2 separate regions of the Homo sapiens genome follow, and region 2 is linked to region 1. Evidence: chromatin loops called from intact Hi-C (ENCODE). Cell type or tissue: A673. All regions are shown on one strand. Each heading gives the region's core, and the rest is flanking DNA. Links, peaks and the distances in the headings are about the cores only.

Region 1 (10,447 bases), core at 1,468-9,467:
CTTCTGTACAGAGCCTTTACACTTTTAATCTTGGGGTGTATCTTCGTAAATGTTCCTGAAGTTTATGTTGATTTATAGAGGATGAGCTTATAATTAGTCGAGTGATCATAAAAATAATTGGTATTATTTTTATAAGCCACTGCGAAGTAAATATCAATCAAAATGAAAATTTTTTTTCTGAAGTTTTGATATGGATTGAAGGATCATGTATCTGAAAGTGCTAACTGGCAAAGGAAGTGCTATGAAAGTTCTTTCCCACAAGAGGCAAACATTCTTGTGCTGCCTAAGAATACAATATATTTGTACTTCTAACAAAACTATATTTTATTTTTCCCTAGTGGTGATCATAAAATATCCTGTTTGGTTTAAATGTAAGATTTCAGAGATTTTGACAGGTCTTCTATTTCGTGGAGACTTTCTACTGCGTTAGGATACTCCTATAGATTTTTTGAAGAGAGCTTCTTCAATATTGCTTAAAACCAGCTTCATGTTAGACTATTTCAGAGAATTTTCAAAAAACATTCCTATATTTACCAGCAAATTACTTGTTTTTGAGAAACTAGTATTATGACATATATTGTTAAATGCAAAAACCTTTACACTTCACAACCATGTAAATAAATTATGTAAAAATCAGAAAATATTATTGTAATATGGATGTGTCATTAGCACTATTACATTTGAGTTATTTTTTGTAGCATCACCTCTTTTACTGATAGACAACTTTTAAGATGATGCCAGTACTGGAGATTAATTAACAAAGGAGCCCTGGTAGAACTGTAGCTTTATTTTTTCCTATAGAGAAGTACATGTATGTAGACAAATACTATGTGCATTTGAATTAGAAGGGCTTGTACCCTACGCCAATTCTTTTTAGGATTTTGGAAGTCCATATGATCTTTCATTGTTAGGAAGCTGCAAGCTGAGAAATAAAACCAACTTACTAATGACACCTTCATTGGGTTCAAGTGGCTTTAATTCTGCACCATCTTCTATAGTAGTCACTATTTCAATGCTAACCTTGGGGAACTGCGACAAAGCACCATCTTCCAGGATGGCACACTCAACTCACAAAAGCTATCAGTTTATATGCTCTTCCTTTCAAAATAACGACATCATCTTGTAATTTGACCATATGTTTGCGCAACCTTTTCTGGGAGAAACTGAACTTTTCCCATATGTTGTTTTTTCTCAGAAAGAAAAATCTTATGGGTCCCTATTAGGGAGGTAGCATTACTCAGCAAGTGTGGATTCTGGAACTCAAAAATGAGAAGGCAGCTTGCCAAGTAAACAGGATGTAGTGGATGGTGAAAAGCGTGTATGGGTGTGTATGAAGAAAAATGAATGGAATTGTCAATAACAATGCTACACTTGCAGCCTGGAAAGAGTAGGAGAGTGCAGCGCGGGCCTCAGCATCTGTGTTGGCCCAGTCTCTTGGTTGATTATCAGAGCACCTGAGCTAGCCAGGCCTCTGTCCTGTCCTAGGTCCAGAACGTGCACACTCACTCCCTCAGCACTGAGGTTTCAGCAAAATTTAATGCCTCAGCCCCACGCATTGCCCGAGAAAGCACTGGGCATTAAAGATCAGCGGGAGGCCACAGGATCACTTTTGGCCAGGAGTCTGAGAACAGCATGGGTAACATGGCTAGACCCCCTCTCTAAAAAATATAAAAAATAAAAGAATTAGCCAGGCATGATGGCCTGTGCCTGTAGTCCCAGTTACTCCAGAGGCTGAGGTGGGAAGCTCAGTTGAGCCCAGGAAGTTGGGGCTGCAGCAAGCTGTGATCCAGTCACTGCGCTCCAGCCTTTAATTCATTAAAAAAAGAAAAAAAATGGAGACCACTGTTTATGCAAGATATTTGATTTCAAATACAGGCGTGGACAAAAGGTTAGGACCCTTTCACCTTCCTTATGAGTTCCTTCCTAATTTCCTGTGTCCCATAAAAGGACTACTTGTTTAGCAACGTAGCCCCTTCCTTGGCAGGTTACAAAATCCCAGTGTCCTGGGAAACTGTTCTGGGCAAAGAGGACAGAAGAGGGCAGGTGAATGAGAGCATTTATGGTAAAACCAAGTTTTCTCTGCCTTCAAACTGTGATTGAGAAATGCAGTAACTTTCTACAAATAATTTTAAATGTTGCCACTTTCTTTGTAGAACTGTGTCATCTTCACGAATAACGCATATTTTGGATGTAAAGAAAGTGCCATCCAACCATAAGAAAGATTCCAACATTCAACTGTCAACTCTTGCGACTGGTCCTTTTGCAAGACCTCCACCCTCTCCTCTATAGATGACCCGGATCCCCAAAAGCGTTTTCCAAGCATTCTGTCATCTGCATATCCCTCTGTTGAGCAGCCTCACTGATCTTTGAACTCTTTTGCTTCCTTAAGGCTGGAGAATTTCTTCCTCAACTCCACGACGAACATTGCCCACCACCTCCCACCCCGCGCTGGCACGAGCACCTCACGTGGGTCACAGGACTCCCGCGGGACCTTCTGCGTGTTTCCCCTTGATCTTTTTACAAGTAGGTGCGTGGGCGGATACTCACCAATCTCCCTTCATCCGCTCACCTCTCTCCCTTTGCTCAAGCTTGCAGCTCCTCTCACAGGCCTCCAGCTCTGCTGGACTTGGCGTATTCAGAGGCGCGCAGCCTCTCTGTCCTCTTCCCTCTCCCCCATTTCTTCTGTCCTCCGCCTTCTCGTCTCCCTACTCTCTTCTGTCCCCTCATTCTCTCTCCTGCCTCTCTTTTCTCTCCCCGCTCCTCTTTTCCCTTTCTTCTCTCTCTCCTTTCTCTCTCTCTTACCCTGTCCATGTCTTCCCCCTTCTCTCAGCTTTCTCTCTTTAGGTCTCCATCTCGCTCTACTCCCGGGTTGACCCATGACCCAACTTTCATTACACGGATGCACAACACGCGCGCGCGTATATGCGCGCGCACACACAAACACACCATCCCCTTTGCTCGGTCACTTTACCCCACCCTGGAAATCGAGGAACCAGCACTTTGGTGTGGTGGTAGGAGGCTTGGGGGCGCGTGTGAGACTCTGAATCCCTTCCAGACTTGGGGGTCACCTCATCGTCCCTCATCCCAACTTACTGGCAGGAGACCTCCACCCACTCACAGCCGCTGCGCTAGGCGTGGGCAGGACTGCGACGAGCACCCAACGCCCCGCGCAGCCCCGCGCGCACGTGGGCGCCCCAGCAGCAGGTGCCGGGAAGCGGAGGCCGGGCCAGAGCCGGGAGGCAGCCCCCCGGCCTCGAGCGCTCGCCAGACTCTTCTCATGGCCCTTTCTCCTTTCCTCGGCCTTTCGGGGCCACCCTAGTCTTCACAGCTCAGCGTCTGCTGCTGACCCCCCGCCCCCCGGCGACCCCGCCATTGCCATTAGCTCTTCCTACCCCGGCTTCTTCGCCGCCACAGTCCCCAACCCAAGCCCCAGCCGCGGCGCGGGTGTGGGTGGCCGGACGGGATGGCTTCCGTAGTCCCGGGGTCCGGCGGGCTCGGCTGTGGTCTGCGTGGGTCGCGTCCGCAGAGGCCGAGGGAGGGCGGGACGGAGCCGGGAAAGGGAGGAGGTGCCGTTGCGGCGCCCAGGGAGGGACTCCCTGCACCCCCGCGCGCTCCAGCCCTTCCCGGCGCTGCCTCGCGGTTGCCCTTATTTCGTATTCATTGATTCGCATTTTACAAGCCCGGGCTCTTCCGGTGCTGTTTCCCCGCAACTCGTGTCTCCCAGACTTTAACGCGCCGCGCGAGCCTGTAGGAGGAAGTGGCGCGGGGGAACGGGGGTCCGTGTGTGCCTTGGGGTGGTTTTAAATACCTCGAGGTGGGGGGCTCAATTGCAAGAAGCCCGCGTCTTTGCAGGAGTAATTTGGTGGGGGGACTGGACATCAGGCCCAGTGCTCAACCGCGAAACTTTTACGGCCGCCTTTCCCTGGGGCGCGCCCCTGCCGTGTCTCCCAAGCTGAGCGCGGAGTCCGCGGCGAAACCTGCGCCCCAGGGAGGGAGGGAGAGGGGGCGCCCAGTTCCTTTACGCGGATGGAAAAGAAGGGGTGGGAGGCAGAGAGCCCGCAAGGTCTAACCTTTAAAAAGTGAAACACCAAACCCCACAAGGGATTTTCACACGAAGGCCCCTCCCGCTTCCACGCCTTCCGTCCGGCACGAGGATCCGGCTCGGGATTTGCGGCTGCATCCTCTCTCTGCGCCCTGGCGGGCCGAGCCGCGGATCCCAGCCGGGTCCTCACCCCCTCCCCGCCCCTCCCCCAGATCCGCGCGGCTGGGATGTCCTTGCTGCCGCCGCCGCGGCCCCATTCTGCCGCGCACCAGCCCCGGGGCGCCGGCCGCGCGCAGCCTCGCTATCCCACCCAGGCTCCGGGCTTCCAGGAGGGTCGTGGAGCCCCAAGCCATGACTAAGGAGCCCATTTGGTAACTCTGCCCTCTTCCGGCTCCTTTCTCCTCCCTCCCTTCCCCGCCCCCCGGCCCCCCCCCCGGCCGCCCCGCTCCCCTGCACCGCCCTCCAGCCCGCCTCCCAGACGCCCACCCACCCGCTCCTCTTTCCGCAAGATAGCAGAGGTGGCGCGCAGCCCGGCGAGCCGATGACGGACCCCTTCTTCCTGCCTTCAATGCCTCAGCGGAAGATCCCCAAGGGCTGGAGCGAGGAGCGCTGCCGCTGGACATCCTCCCGGGGAGGCTGCTCCGACCTGCTGCGCGGCGCGTCTGAGACTGGGGACTGAGCCACCCCGCCGCCGCCGGCGCCGCCGCCGCCGCCCGCTCCGTCGCTGCCGTCGGTCTGGACTGGCCCCCACCTCGCTGCGCCCTCTCCCCGGCCCCGGCCCCGGCTCGGGGCGTCCCGGGGCTCGCCCTGCGACCGCCGCCTCCCGCGCGCCGCGTCCTCCCGACCCCGCGGCGGCGACGATGCCCGGGAGGAGGGTCCTGACGGCGGCGGCGCGGATGGTGGCGGCCGGCGCCCGGGTGTGATGCGAGCGTCACGGTGGGGATGCTGCTGGCTGCGCGGCGCTGAGGGCCAGCGAGAGCGAGAGCCCGCCCGGGGCGGAGGACGGACTCATCCGGATCTGGCTGCAGCGTGGGCTCGGAGCTCCCCCTTCCTCTCGGTCTCCCTCTCGGCCCCCCTTTATTTCCTTCTTGCTTTGCGTCTTTAACACCTCTCGACCCTGTCCTCCCCCCGCCACTGGAAGTCTTCCCGTCTCTAAATGGAATTAGTGGAGCCCGGAGCCTCTGGTGTAACGCACAGACATGATCCATGGGCGCAGCGTGCTTCACAGTGAGTACCCTCCCCGCCGCGCCCGTGCGCTCCCGGAGCCAGCCCTCCCGCCCCTTTCCCGGGGCCGAACGCGCAGGAAAAGCCTCTGCGCCGCGCTCCGGCGGACCCTGCAGTCCCGCGCGGGTCGGGGCCGACGTAAACTTTCTGTATTGCAGCATCGTGGAACCGGGCGTGGGGGCGGCGCGCGGTCAGCCGTCGCCGGATCCCAAAACCTGCCGGAGAACGGTCTTTCAGTGCGCAGGAACCCCCCGGGGGTGGAGGATAGCGTGCAGTTCAGGGATGGACACGTGCGGCAGAGATTGGCCCAAGCGAGGGCGCAGGTGGAAAGCGGGAGAGCGCGGATGATACCTAGTGGGGCCAGAGGAGTCTTCCTCTTCTAGGGGCTCCCGGAGCTCGGCGGGCCCCTGTTCGCAGTACAGGAGGTAGCAGAAGGCACACCTGAAGCCAGCGCTGGAGGGAAGGGCGAGGGTCAGCTTCCACCCCTTTCCGCCCTGGAGACCGCTGATGTCGCTTTATGGGTGTGTGGTAACGCGGGCAGTGTAGAGGTGGGAAGGAATGAGAGGAAAATAGTATCACGAGTCATCGAGTAAAAGGCAGTATAAGAAAATGTGTGGTGGAAATGTATCATTACTAAGCAAAGATGAGAGTGTTGATCGCGGGCCACGCAGTTGAGAGGGGTTTGCTGCTGAGTTAAACACAGTACGTGGTCTATAATGTGATTTCATCAAAACAGGAAGAGCGGAGTAAACAAATACACATCCTGATGCTGAAGGATGTGCATACCTGTGTGTTCTGGGTGTGAGCAGAATCATGACAAATTAAATTGATTTTTTTTTTCCTGTGGAAACACACAGTAACAACAGCAGCCAGTGCCTTAATTTAAAATGCAAATGAACTGGCTAGAGCATAAAGTAACACACAATTGACAATATTTTAAATATTAATATCAAGACCTAGATACGTTTCTTAGAGTGATGTTTAAGTATAAATGTATAAGCCTGTGGTGAGCTTTAATTCAGGAAATATTTGTGAATTGTTCTCTCCCCCGAATTCATTTTAAGTGAAAATGTGAAAACATAGACCTTTTATGTCGTTGGATGACAAAATGAATAAGAAAAAATAGAAGAAAAATCAAATTATGAAGACTAGCTTACTTACTATTTTGCTAGTGTTTTGTCTTGTAAAAATGTTGATTAGATCAAGAATACGGAAGTAAAACAAGTTTAGATTATAATGGCATTGCAGATTTACTGTTAAGTTACAGATCACAGTCTCTTTGACACTGGAAACCTGACCCAATATAATGCTTTCGGAAATCACGTTTCTCAAATTAATAATCAATTTCTATATATTGATTTGGTATTAAATCAAGTTAAGGTTAGAAGAGATTAATTTCACAGCTTAGAAAGTGCTGAGGGACGGGGTTACTTGGAGGTTCAGAACATTTTTGTAGGCAACATTCCAATAATGGTGCTTAATGCCCACAATCCACATTAATCTGTTTCTTGCTTATTCTCCTCCTCCACAGTCTGTAGGATTTGTCTAAGTATTTATTTTCTAAAATACAGCCACACTGCAGTATGTCAGGAACAGTCATGGAGCTGTTCTCATTGTTTGCCTCTCCTTTTCCTCCTTTTTACCTTCTGGCCCCTCTCTTCATTCAGAGATGCTGGCAGAGCCATTCCCTAAGGGTAGTTTAGATACAGTGTGACTCCTGTAGTCCCACTGTACTGTGTGTGACATGAGTAAATTGACATGTTGCCTTTAGAGTGAATGATGTATTTGCCTTAGGAGTTTGGGTCTCATCCATTCTTAACTTGCATTAGTTCCTTAAGGGAGTCCCAAGGTTTCCTGATTTGTACATTTCAAATTGGTTTTTGCAAGTTCTGAATCGACTTCTAACAGTTAACAATGAAAAAATTAATCTGCTTTGATATTATTTTATCTTGAAATTATGTTATGTTTTTATGGGATTTGATCATTTCAGTGTATTTTATCTCTAATTTTTCTTTTCTGTTTCAGTTGTAGCAAGTTTAATCATCCTCCATTTGTCTGGGGCAACCAAGAAAGGAACAGGTGTGTTTACTTAGAAAAATGCTAGTGGAAGACCTCGAATTATTTTGTATTTTCCTATTTTCCTCCTACTGTTAATATTCCAGAATATCTGAACCTGTTATAATATGTATAATTGATTGGTTTGGCTAAGACAACATTTAAAAATTAATTTACTAATGGATATTATAAGAATGTCCTCTATTTTTAGTACAATAGAAAATTGGATGATGGCTCTTTTTAAAACTTTTTTTTTTTTTTAACAGAAAAGCAAACCACCTCAGAAACACAGAAGTCAGTGCAGTGTGGAACTTGGACAAAACATGCAGAGGGAGGTATCTTTACCTCTCCCAACTATCCCAGCAAGTATCCCCCTGACCGGGAATGCATCTACATCATAGAAGGTAAGGGGAGACAGTGCCAGAGTTAAGAAAGCACTAAGCCAAAACCTTGCCATCTCTGTGCTTTGGATGAAGAATATGCGTATAGGCATTACAAAATTGATCTGGAGATCATGCGCAAAAATATCTCTTGAGTGAATCAATAACTGTAAAATCTGGAATCAGGCTAATTATTGAGATTAACTAGTAGTGGGTTATGAACAAGCAAATTCTGTGCAATAAAAACAGATGAACAACTTAGGAGTTTATTTTGCTGTTGGCTTAATTGATTTAGAGTTCTCATGCAGTAGAATGGACGCATAGTTGGCACAATATTAACTGTGTAAGTGTGAGAAACTAGCATTTTTTTAGCTCAACAATTAGTAGAATAACTTGCATGTTACATTTCTTTAGTATTATAAATTACAAAAATCGTATTAATGTCAAAGATGAATCTATAATCACATTTTCTAAACACCAATCTGAAAGATAGTTACCTTATTTGTGTTAACAAGTGACATCTCATTTTGAAGTCAAGGTCAGGATTGTAAATTATGACCCTTTATTTCATGACTTTTTTCCAACATGAAAGATAAATGGTGTTGGAAAGAGACTTCTCTTTGAACGTTTCCCATTTACACTAACCTTGTAAACACTTTTTTTTTTTGAGACAAAGCGAGAGTCCCCTGAGTTCCAGCGATTCTCCTGCCTCAGCCTCCCGAGTAGCTGGGATCACAGGCATACGCCACCATGCCTGGCTAATTTTTGTATTTTTGGTAGAGACGGCACTTCACGATGTTGGCCAGCTGGTCTCAAACTCATGACCTCAAGTGATCCACCGACTTTGGCCTCCCAGAGTGCTGGGATTACAGGCGTGAACCATGGCTCCCGGCCAACACCTCTCTCTTAAGTACAACGTTTAAAATGTAGAAGCATTTCATCTGGTGATGGAAGTTTTCAGTATTCCAACTGTTAGTACCTAAATAGCCTAAAACCTGGAAGCACCCACCTTCCCCCCACACACACACACAGGCAAGACTGTCTTAATGATAAAGATAGATGCACTTTCTACTACTTATAAATGGGGACACATTTATTTGATAGATTTTTCAAAGAAGCAGGCTTTCTGTTCACCCAATTTTAAGACTCTCTATTTAGAAATGATTTTTTTTTTGGTAATTATTGGGCCAAAGATCTTCCCCCACCCTTACTACTTGAAGTTGAATTTTCAGCAAAGATAAACCACACTGTAAGAAGGCAAAACAATTAGCTATGCTATTAAAAGGATAACACTGAAAACCTAAGGTCTGGCAGTGCAAATTCCTTTTACAACTGATAGAAAAGGTACTCGCTACCTGCCTCATAGGACTTAACAATATTCTCTGGGGACTATGTCCCTTTTTGTAAACAATCTAAAGGGGCCCTAGGATTAGCACAAAGTAGTTGCGACGGGGAAGCCAAAGAGAAGAATACAGGGAAGAAGAGATGCTCACCTTCATTTCTGAAGAATGTCCAGGGAAGGCATTATTCTCTACATAGAGCAGCGTATGCGGAAGTTCAGAGCTATGATATGGTTGGGGACCTTCGTGGCGCATCCTAGGGCTTCTGCAGAATCTGAGGAAAATACAGCAGGAGGCTGAAGAGGGAAGCAGTCTCAAAGAGGTACCTGGTATTCCTTCTGTGCCCACTGGATAAAATCTTGAACATTATGTTGGAGACAATGAGGTGCCATTGAAGTAATTTAACTTGAGGAATAATGTGAGATTTTGATGATGAAGCAACTGAAGGAAAAGAACATAAACTAAGAAACAATTCCAAAAGTCCAAGTAAATCATAATAAATACTTATACTAAAGAAGCGGCATCAGTGATGGAGTACATGAAAGAACTGAGAGGTATTTAAGAAACTGGATCGCCAGACGTGGTGGCTCACACCTGTAATCCCAGCACTTTAGGAGGCCGATGTGGGCGGATCACGAGGTCAGGAGATCGAGACCATCCTGGCCAATATGTTGAAACCCCGTTTCTACTAAAAATACGAAAAATGAGCCAGGCGTGGTGGCGTGCACCTGTAGTCCCAGCTACTCAGGAGGCTGAGGCAGGAGAATGGCGTGAACCCGGGAGGCGGAGCTTGCAGTGAGCCGAGATCGCACCACTGCGCTCCAGCCCGGGTGACAGAGCGAGACTCTGTCTCAAAAAAAAAAAAAAAAGAAAAAAAAAGGATCATGAGTGGCTGGATCAGGGGATCAGAGAATAGGGTATCCTGGGACTGTTCTAATATTTGTTGCTCGATAACTTGTTAGATAGACGGAATTGCCATCCCAGAAAAGAAATATAGACGGGAAAAATTGGTTTAAAGGAAAAATAATGTGTTTAGTTTGTGTTTATGGAGATGCTCCACAAAAAGATTGGATACATGTAGCTCTAGCTCAGTGGAGAGATAGATGTGTGCTGAAAATGTATATATGTACGTCATAAATATAGAGATTGTTGTTGAGATTGTTAGTATGAATAAAATTATCCAAGAGAATATTTGGAGCACTATTTTTCAACTGCTCTTAAAAATGCAGGTGCCTGGGCCTTTCCCCAGGAATTCTGATTTAATTAACCTTAGATAGAGCCCCAGCCACCATTATATTGTAGTAACCTTCCATTGGAATGCCCGTGGCACCCCGGTGTCTTCATCTAAAATGAGAGAACATAAGATGTAGAATAAATTTTCCAGAAAATAACACATAAGAGAGGGA
Region 2 (10,447 bases), core at 1,450-9,449, 95 kb after region 1:
CTTATTTATTTGTTTGTTTGTTTATTTGAGATGGAGTCTCGTTCTGTCCCCCAGGCTGGAGTGCAGTGGCGCAATCTCAGCTCACTGCGAGCTCCGCCTCCCGGGTTCACGCCATTCTCCTGCCTCAGCCTCTGAAGTAGCTGGGACTACAGGCACCCGCCACCACGCCCTGCTAATTTTTTTTGTATTTTTTAGTGGAGACGGGGTTTCAACGTGTTAGCCAGGACGGTCTTGGTCTCCTGACCTCGTGATCCAACCCCTCGGCATCCCAAAGTGCTGGGATTACAGGCATGAGCCACCGCGCCCGGCCTTTTTTGTTTTTTTTTTGTTGTTGTTTTGTTTTTTTTTTTCAGATGGAGTTTCGCTCTTCTTGCCCAGGCTGGAGTGCAGTGGTGCGATCTCAGCTCCCTGCAACCTCCCCCCTCCCGGGTTCAAGCTATTCTCCTGCCTCAGCCTCCCAAGTAGCTGAGATTTCAGGCATACACCACTACACCAGGCTAATTTTTTTGTATTTAGTAGAGACTGGGTTTCACCATGTTGGTCAGGCTGGTTGCTTACTCTGGACCTCAGGTGATCCACATGCCTCGGCCTCCCAGTGTGCTGGGATTACAGGCATGAGCCACTGTGCCTGGCCAAGAAAATGATTCTTGAGCCTCAAGGTTTTGGGCTTGCTGGGGACCTGCTGCTTCTTTCTTATGTCTCCCTGTTGGACTGGGCATGACTGTCCTATGCCTGTCCCATCGTTTATTTTGTAAGGTTCATAACATTTTCATTCACAGATTTACAGCGTAAGAACGATTTGCCTCAGAATGTATAAGGAGCCTCACTCATACCTGCTTTAGATGAGATTTTGGACTTAGAGTTTTAAATTGACACTGAAACAAGTTAAGACTTTTAGGGCTATTGGGATAAAATGAATATATTTTGTGTGTGAGAAGGTCAAGGATTTGGGGGAAGAAGTTAGCGTTAGGGTTAGTCTGAAGGGTTATGTCACCTCAAAATATATATGGTGAGATCTGCACCTACCGAAGGTGATGATGTTAGGAGTTTAGACCTTTGGGAAATGATTACATTATGGAGCAGAGCCCTCATAAGTGAGATGAGTGCCCTTATGAAAGAGGCCCAAGAGAAACCCTTCACCTCTTCTGCCATGTGAGAGTTCAAGATAGTTTTCCATGAGGAAGCAAACCCTCACCAGACTCCACATCTGATGGTGCCTTAATCATGAACTTCCCAGTCTCCAAAACAGTGAGAAGTAAATTTCTGTTGGTCATAAGCTGCTCCCTTTATGGCATTTTTAGAGCAGCGCAAATGGACTAAGAGCATGCCATGGTTTGGTTTCTTTGTCTCCACCAATACTCCTGTTGAAATTTGATCCCCAGTGTGGTAGTATTGAGAGGGGTAACCTTGTGGGATGTATTTAGGTGATGGGGACAAATACCTAACGGCTTGATGTTGTTCTGGTAATGAGTGAGTTCTCACTCTCAAAAGACTGAATTTATCTGCTCAGGAATGGATTAGTTTCTACGATATGGGTTATGATAGAGCCAGGACGTCCCTCAGGTTTTTCAGCTCCTGTTTGCACATAGCCACTTCCCCTTGGAAACTCTCCACTGTGTTGCAACAAAGCATGAGATCCCTCGCCCAAAGCCAGGGCCATGCCCTTGAACTTCTCAGCCTGTAGAACTCTGAGCTACATACGTCTTTTTTTATTTTTTGTTTTTTTGGGAAATAAACTACCCCAGTATGCCTTTATAGCAACAGAAATTGAAACAAGACAGAGCATATTTGATAATATCCTAATATCTCTAAAAATTGCTTGTGATAGGACCATAGGATATTTTTAGGGGTTAGAAGAGAGTTTAGAGAGCGTCTATTTCAATTTTTCACATTTTCTGAATTCAAACAGAAAAAAAAAGGGTTCATTGAAGTTAATTGACTTTCCCCACACATACTTAACCCCATGCTTAATGATTTGTTAACAGAACTGAGGCAAGAATTAAAGACCTGACTCCTAATCCATGATTTCTCTTGTGAATATCTTTACTACTTTTGAGGCACTTCTGAGACAGAGCTCGAATGCTCTAAAGAGGATGATGATGATAATGATTATGAAAATAGATAACAGTTATTCTCATATGTCAGCATTGTTTTGAGTGATTACAGACTGAATTTTGATTCTTCTGTCCTATCCACTGCATTTTATGCCTACATACTGTGCTTTCACACCATAATCATATAGCATGCCACGTTCACATGGCTCTCAAGTATTAAGACAAAAGTACACTATAACGAGAGGTTTCTATTCTGAAACATGCTATTTTGGGGACTATATGAATGCATTTTTAGCCATCATATTTTTACATTTGTATCTGAATAAATTATAGGAAAAGGAAATAATGAGTGTATAAAGGAGGTATGAAGTTCTTACTAAAAAATTCAGCAGACGTTTAACTTGCAAGTGCACATTAGAAGCATTTTATAAAGCTTGTGTTAAATGCCAATATTTCTAACAAAATTTATCTAATGCCAGTAAAGGGGAGAGCATAAGGGCACTGAAAAGGGTAAGTATTTACTTGCTACTAGGCTTGAGAAGTACCACCTCTGCAGCTTGCTCCCATAGGTATAATACTGCTGCCTCGACCGACTTTGCTAACTCTTCACCTCTGCCTCTTTCAGTGTTGTCAAAGATTGCTGCCCTGATTTATGGCATCACAAGGCTGTTGGTTGCCCAGCTAAACTTCATTTTTTTGCTTCAGAAAAATAATATACAGACTTCATCCTATAAAGCAATTTTGAAACCCAGGGACAAGACAAAGAAAATCAATATTATCACCTAAAGAGAACTCTCTTCTTGACTAGATGGTAGGCTTAGTAATAAGCTAAATGGCACTTTGCATTTGAATCACACAAAATGTTTAGTCTACAATTTACCCGGTGGAGAAGAGCACATGCATGAGTAATCCAAAAAAGAAGACAAAACATTTAAGTATTATCTTTAGCATATATTCTTTAAGAAAGAGTATTTGTTTAACATTTAAATGTATTTTGAGGCTAACAGTAAAAACAATTAATTAATCAGTAATTAATTTAGTTTCATAGATGAAGAAGCCACAAATACCAAGAAACATATTTGCGATAAAGAATTCATCCAATTTGAGATATGCCATACATTGGATAATTCTTACATTGATTATTAGAAGTGTGCCGTATTTTACTTTATGGACTCAATTTAAGATTTCTTATATTATTATAGCTTTATACTTTGGCATCTTTTTTGAAAATTTATTGACTCTAAAGAATTACTAATTTTAAAGGAATGATTATATTTAGAATAATTTTAATTTTGAATACACATAGATAATTCATAACCAATTATGATAGGACTGTGTATTTGAATAACTGCCCAATATGAATAAACAGAGACCTTCGTGGAATATGCCCATTCAAATAAATCACCTGCTAAGTTTTCTGAGCCAATCTTATTCTTTGTTTAGAATATGAATTTGCAGTAACTGGAATGGATGAATGAGTTATAACTAGTTTTGATTTCTGAAGTTCTGCATTTAGCTGCTCTTCTGCTCTTCTTTACAACTTTTGCACCATAAAATATGAATCACTTAATATTTGATTGATGAATAGCATATTTCTGTTAAAAACAGACATATAAAATAGAAGAGGAAAAAACAAATTGTCCACATTATGGTCGTATGGAATTTATTTACAATAATTTGCTAAAATGAGATAATGCATTTAGTTTTATGTTAACTCGTGACAAAAGACTATCAAGTCTTTTGTCTATATTATTATAAATAAATAATTAGATTTATTTGTAATAAAGAAATATACATACAGTAACATTTAAGTTCCAAAAACTGAGTTGAAATACTCTGTGGAAGGCAGATTCTGAGATGAACCAAGACATTCTCACCTTGTATTAGTTTGTTCTCACGCTGCTAGGAAGAAATACTCAAGACTGGGTAATTTATCAAGAAAAGAGGTTAAATTGACTCACAGCTACACATAGCTGGAGAGGCCTCAGAAAACTCACAATCATGGCGGAAGGCACCTCTTCACAGGGCAGCAGGAGAGAGAATGCATGCCAGTAGAATAATTGTGAGACGCCTATAAAACCATCAGATCTCCTGAGAACTCACTCACTATCGTGAGAACAGGATGGGGGAAACTGACCCCATGATTCATTTACCTCCACCTGTTCCTGCGCTTGACACCTGGGGATTATTACAATTCAAAGTGGGATTTGGGTAGGGACACAGAGCCATACAATATCACAACTCTTGGTGTAGAACGCTTATGTAATCCCCTCCTCTTGAGACAGTCAGAACTTGTGAATAGCCTGGGATATCATTTGGTTATTAACTTACATTCTTTCTCTGTGAAAACTTATTTTGCAGATGTATATAAAGGCTCTTAAAGCTTGATTGACTTTGATTTAATCAAAAGAAGGGGGATTATCTTGGGTTGACCTGACCTAATCAGGTGAGCTCTCTAAAATTGAAGAACTTGAGAGAAAAATGCCCAAGCTTCCTTGGACAGGTGGTTAGTAGAAATCTGGATTTGGAGAACTACAGGTGATGACTCAGATGCAAGTGAGGAGGAATATGTTATTAGGAACTGGGAGAGGGGGGAATCCCTGTTTTGTAATAGCAGAAAGCCTAGCACAATTGTGTTCTGCAGGTAGGTGGGAAACAGAATTAGTAAGTTACTAATATAGGCTAAATATAGGCTATGTAGCTAAGTAAATTACTGAGCTAAATGTTATAGGTGTAGGCTAATTTCCTCAGCAGAAATACTGTGAACTTGGACAGGAAGAGACAGAGTACCAGAAATACTGGAATGCCAGAATTCTCACAGCATGATCAATCTGATGAAACTGATATATATATATATATATATATATATATATATATATATATATATATAGAGAGAGAGAGAGAGAGAGAGAGAGAGAGAGAACTATATAGAGATCTGTATATATATATATATATAGATATATATAGAGAGATGTGTGTGTGTACATGATACACACACGTGTATATCATATATATATGCCACCTTCCATGAGAAAGAAAGGCTGTCTCAGAGAACAGAACCAAGGGCAACAGAGTAGTCAAGAAGAATTTGAGTTTACCCTGATGGACTTCAGAACTGTTATGAATTCATTACTCCTGTTTATTCTCCATTCTTCCTTTTTTGGACTAGAATTCTATGCCTCTCCCACCACTGTGTTGGGAATGTTGGAGCCAGACAGCTTGTCTCTAGTTTCATGAACCCATACACGGAGAGAAACTGTACCCCCAGGGTCTGCACCAGATTTAGATGATTCAAACAAGGAGACTCTGGACTTTGAACCGATGAGACTTAGATGAGATTTGAACTTTATGTCATGGGGTCATGGGGTTATACTCTTGGGATCTTTATAATCACAGTCCCCAATCAGTTCACTTTGAGTTAAACAGGAAACTATCCTAGTGGGTCTGAGCCAGCTAAATAAAGATCTAATGGTTAGAGATGAAAGAAATCAGAGATTTTTAACTGTAGTGAACACTCCACCTGGCCATAAAGAAGCAGCCTGCCATATTATACAGAGAACTACGTGGTGGGGAATTTTGAGCAATCTTTAGAAGCTGAGAATGTCCTCAGGTTGCCAGTCAGCATGAAAGTGGGGACCTCAGTTCTACTATTCCAGCATACTGAAACATTCCAACAACTTGAACAAACTTAGAAGAGGCCTCCACATTTTTCATGAGAACCCAATCCAGACAGACTCTTGATTTTAGCCTTCAGAGACCCAAAGGAAAGAACCCAATTGAGCCCTGCCTGGACTTCTGACATACAGAACTGTGAGATCATAAAAAGATATTGTTTTAAGCTGGTGGGTAAATTTGTGATAATTTGTGACTCAGCAGTAGAAAATAATGCATAGTATTCCTATTGCAATGATGTGGGTTTTTTCAATGTAATGGATGATCCAAATATCAATTTTAACATATTACTTAAAAACATTTTTAATATATTGCTATTTATTAATATAGTACTAGTCCTACTTTCGGTAGTTCAGGAGATGGGGCAAGATATACTGTAATTGTAGGAAACAATCACTCCAGCATCAGATTGACACTAAAAGTTGAGATTCCACTAGCCTAATCATTAATAACTTTTCATTTTGATACATATTTATATTCCTCCTTTCATTCTTTTATTCCTTCATTAAACTTTCCAGGCATGGATGGCTCGAAGATGAATATGATGGTTGCTTCTCTGAAGGCACCGCACTTCCACACTAACTCAGATTCAACTCAAGTGTGTGACTCACTTCAGATGTTCATTTATATCTGGTATTCTGTGCCACACTCCCACCACATACTCCCTCATTTATTTTAGTAAATTACCCACGGAAGGTTGTACTCTAAGAAGCCTAATTCTCTTTGTGTGTAGTTTTTCTCTGCAGCGTTTGTTTACGTTAGCTGGATATTTGCTCTACTGACACAGTGATTGATTTTATTTCACTGTTCAGTTTTATTATCTTTTCCTGTCTAGAACAAGATATAGCCTGCCATCTGCCTTTTGTTCACATAATTTTCATTCTGTCTTGGATAATGCAAATTCTTAATTTTGTAATAACTAAGTAAAATTGTCATATAATCTCAGTAACTAAATTTAATGGATCCTAAGGGAAAAAATTATAAATTATAACTCAATAACCCTCTGAGATTAAACACCAAAATATCTTCAAAATAATCAACTTACTTTAATCCTTTTTAACTTCTTTCAGATTTAAATGGGATGAGTTTAAATAACTTTGTTAGTTATGGAAAAATAAATTAACACATTTTCCAATTTAGAGTTATTTTAAAGAATCAAAGAGAAGAGGGAGTTAAAAATGTAAATCCTCTCTCTTAATATTTCACAACACTGTTTAGTTTTTCCTCTAGAATAAGCAAGGCCAAACACAATTTACAAGTTTGGTGTAAATACTAAGATCAAAAGACATTCTATTCACTATATATTTCACCACGAAAAGAAAATGTTATGTACTGGAGAAAGCAGTGTTACCAACCGTAACTTAGGCCAAAGTGTAAATTGAAGTCTTACTATAAATCTTAATGCCGCCACCTTGTGAATTGCCATGATTGATGTATCTTAAAAGGATTAAGACCACTTTACTAATATAGGAAATATTTATTTATGTATGTCATATAGTAGCATAAATACCAGATGGTGCAGATTTAAATATAAACAATACACAACATATGCTGAGAAAATTGCTGAATGTGTGTTAAATATTGGCAGGTCTTCCTAAAATATACATAAAGCACACTATTGATAAGAAAAAAATCACCATATTCAAATATACATACATTTCAAATAGTTATTAATACAGAAACATCATAATCAAAATAAATATGGAAAAGTTGACCTGGAGAATAATTGGTAAGACAACAGCAGGCAACAGGTACATATTTGTATCTTATAAAAAATAATGATTATATTCAAAAATAAGAAAAAGATAAGCATTCTAATAGAAAATGGGGCCAAAATGTGCATAATTAATTCATAAGAGAAGCATAAATACCCTGTAAGCATAAGAAGCAAACATGTAAACATATTAGTAAACAAATACATAAATTTATAATTTAATGAGTCATTTTCATCTATCAAAATGTTAAAAATATGAAATAATGTTGGAGATGGAATCTTGAAATAAAAGCATATGCACTGCTTATAGGAAACAAAATATTTCCTGAAGGACAATTTAGCAGTATATATAAAAATTCCAAAATAGGGAACAAAGATAGAATATCACCTCTGAATCAGAAATACTACCTCTAGGAATATATACTGCTGATGAGTCCATATTTATAAGCATGGAAAAATGCTTAAGTAGATTGGTTAAATGGTTCTGGGAATGTACATATACTCTTTATTAAGATGATGTGGTAGATTGATACTGATATTTTACTGTGTTAAGAAACAAGAGGTTAGAAGCAAGTAGCGAACACGTGTACATTACATTTATACTCTTGTAACTACATGGGATAAACATTTAATACATGTCATCTATTATATATGTAATACATATATGTAAAAGACAATGGGATGAAGATATTAATGGTTATATTTGGGTGACGATATTTTTGCCTGTATTTTCTAATTTTTCTAAAATAAATATGTACTGGTTTGGTAAACACTTTTTTACAAAGCAACAAATAGGAATTTCTGAAAAGATGTATTAAGTCTAGGAAAGCAAGAGTATGTACATTATTTTCTATGTTGGGTTAATTGACTCATCTATAATATCAGAAAAGAACCCATCAGTAGAGTTTTAATACAGTTTTCGAGGATATCACATTGCCATATACTGACATGTTGTTTTCAGACTAAATAATAACTCTGCTCTGTAATAGAATTTCTCCACCATTTATCTTCCGAGAGACATTCAACTGATGACTGACTTACTGCATGACAGATCCTGACGGTAAGCCCACCAGATACAGTATTGGCCTTTCTCTCCCCTTGATATGAGTGCGTACACCCTTGAATTCACTTTGGTAACTTAAAGACAGATAATAATTAGAAAAAAAATGTAGCCTTGGATTCATTCCAGGACTAATTATGACACGAGTTGTCAGGGTATCCTGGCTGGAAACTGCCACTCTCCATCAGCAGTCTCATCTTAACTTTTCTCATCACTGCCCTCTCCTGTCCCTGCTTGCCGCGCTGTACAGCGACGGCCACTTTGGCAGAAGGCTGGTTAGTCAAAGTCAGATTGCCTGAGAAATCTGCTACTTGGCATTTAGTTTCCCATTGCTGCTGTAGCAAATTAGCATATGTTTAGAAGCATCAGATAACACAACTTTATTATCTTACACTTCTGGAGTGCGGATTCCTAAAACAGGTTTTACTGGGCTGAGACCAGGGTGTCAGCAAGGCTGCTGCCCCATAAGAGGCTCCAGTGTAGAGTACATTTCCTTCCTTTTCCCGTTTCTAGAGCAGTATTTCTTGGCTCATAGCCCTTCTACTTTGTCAGAGCCACCAGAGTAGCATCTTTGTGTGCCTTTGTGATTTGCTGTTACATCACCTCTGTGCCTTCAGTCTCCATCTCTCTTTACTTGTTATTGCATTGGGCTTAACTGGATAATCCCGAATAATTCTTCATTTTGAAATCTTTATTCACACCTGCGAAATCCCTTTTTCCATATAAAGTAACATTCACAGGATGTGGGACTAAGATGTGGACAACTTGGAGAGCCATTATTTATTTGACCACAGTAGAATTTGTATTTCTGTGTTGTTTTTGCTTGTTTGTATTAAGCTGATGGGGTCTTTGACTGAAATTCTGAAAGCAATTATTAAGTTGACTTTAAGGCCAAAGGTATACAATGTCAACTGATAAAGATACATCTTAACACAAGTCTGCCTTCACACCTTGCTATTGAATAAGTGTTCTTTTATATAAAGAATTTATTTTTAATTTAAATATTTTATTACTGTAGAAAAAAATAAAAAAGTTAATCTGTCCTAAAGATTTAAATATGACTTTGGGCAAGTATAGATGTGTTTGAAATTTTAAAATAAAAGATAAACGTTTTTAGAACCAGAATCACAAAGTAGCCATTTCAGAAAATTGTTTTGCTTTTGAAAAAGATCTGAAATGGAATTACAATGTGTAAGAGCACATGTTCAGTGTCAGCCAGTTCTTCCACTTTCTTACGTGTGATGCCTGGACTTTAATCTTCAATTTCCTTTCTGTAAAACAGAGAAAACATCACAGGGCAACTGAAAGTTTTAAATGTATGTCTGGAACGTAGCAAATGGTCAGCAGAAGGTGGCTAGTATTGTATCCGTTAGTGAGATAACAACATACTGAAACTTGGGTAGTTAACACTTTCAAATACAGTGAGGCTATTGAGCAAAGGAAAATGAAATAAAATTGTATAATCTACCAGAAGCCAACCAACCCTCCTTTCCTCCCTCATTTCTTTCCTTCCTTCCTTCCTTCCTCTTACCTCCCTTCCTTCCTGTTTTTTTTAAAGCTTTTGATTGAGTTTGATGGCACCATAAAGAAAACAACTGTCAAAAGTATTCTAATATTTGAAATGAATTATCGATGGACTTTTATTACTGATATGGTTACTTAAACCATTGAAGAAGTATTATGTGTACAGACATGTAGTTTGATGAAATACTTAAAATTTAAAGTTAATTTTCTTAAGTAATTTGACCAAAACAAGTATCTTAAGTAATTTTGCTTCTTTGCCTATTCATTGAGTTACTGAGAAAATATTGCAGAACTTTCCATCGAACCATTTAGAATAATTTTTTTAAATAAAGTGTGTGGGTCTGCAAGGAATCACTTGGACAAGAATAAAGGCAGGAAATTTCCTGTAATTTTTAGTAGAATCATTGGGAATAATACATATTA

The links. A loop is a pair of places that touch in the nucleus more often than their neighbours do. Peaks named below come from ENCODE experiments on the same cell type or tissue, not always from the same donor. Only the 100,000 strongest peaks of a DNase experiment are listed, where the experiment ranks them.
Region 2: a loop joins it to region 1, with 3 times the contacts of the local background. A loop is called at or near these places in 2 of 110 quality-filtered maps.

The regions. Positions count from the first base shown.
Region 1 is chr18:72,862,086-72,872,532 of GRCh38, reverse strand. It overlaps NETO1 (neuropilin and tolloid like 1), which reads left to right and starts at 4,546. Exons shown (of 11, transcript NM_138966.5): 1 at 4,546-5,269; 2 at 7,292-7,345; 3 at 7,588-7,725. The coding sequence starts at 5,242. It overlaps NETO1-DT (NETO1 divergent transcript), which reads right to left and starts at 4,145. Exons shown (of 2, transcript NR_134648.1): 1 at 4,071-4,145. In A673, for the core only: no CTCF peak of the experiment used is centred there; no DNase peak of the experiment used is centred there; H3K4me3 peaks cover 2,516 bases; H3K27ac peaks cover 1,182 bases; H3K27me3 peaks cover 3,703 bases.
Region 2 is chr18:72,767,323-72,777,769 of GRCh38, reverse strand. All of the region lies in intron 7 of NETO1 (neuropilin and tolloid like 1), which reads left to right. Among named protein-coding and RNA genes, the nearest start is that of MIR548AV, 81 kb to the left of the region's middle. In A673, for the core only: no CTCF peak of the experiment used is centred there; a DNase peak (open chromatin) is centred at 8,939; H3K27ac peaks cover 1,106 bases.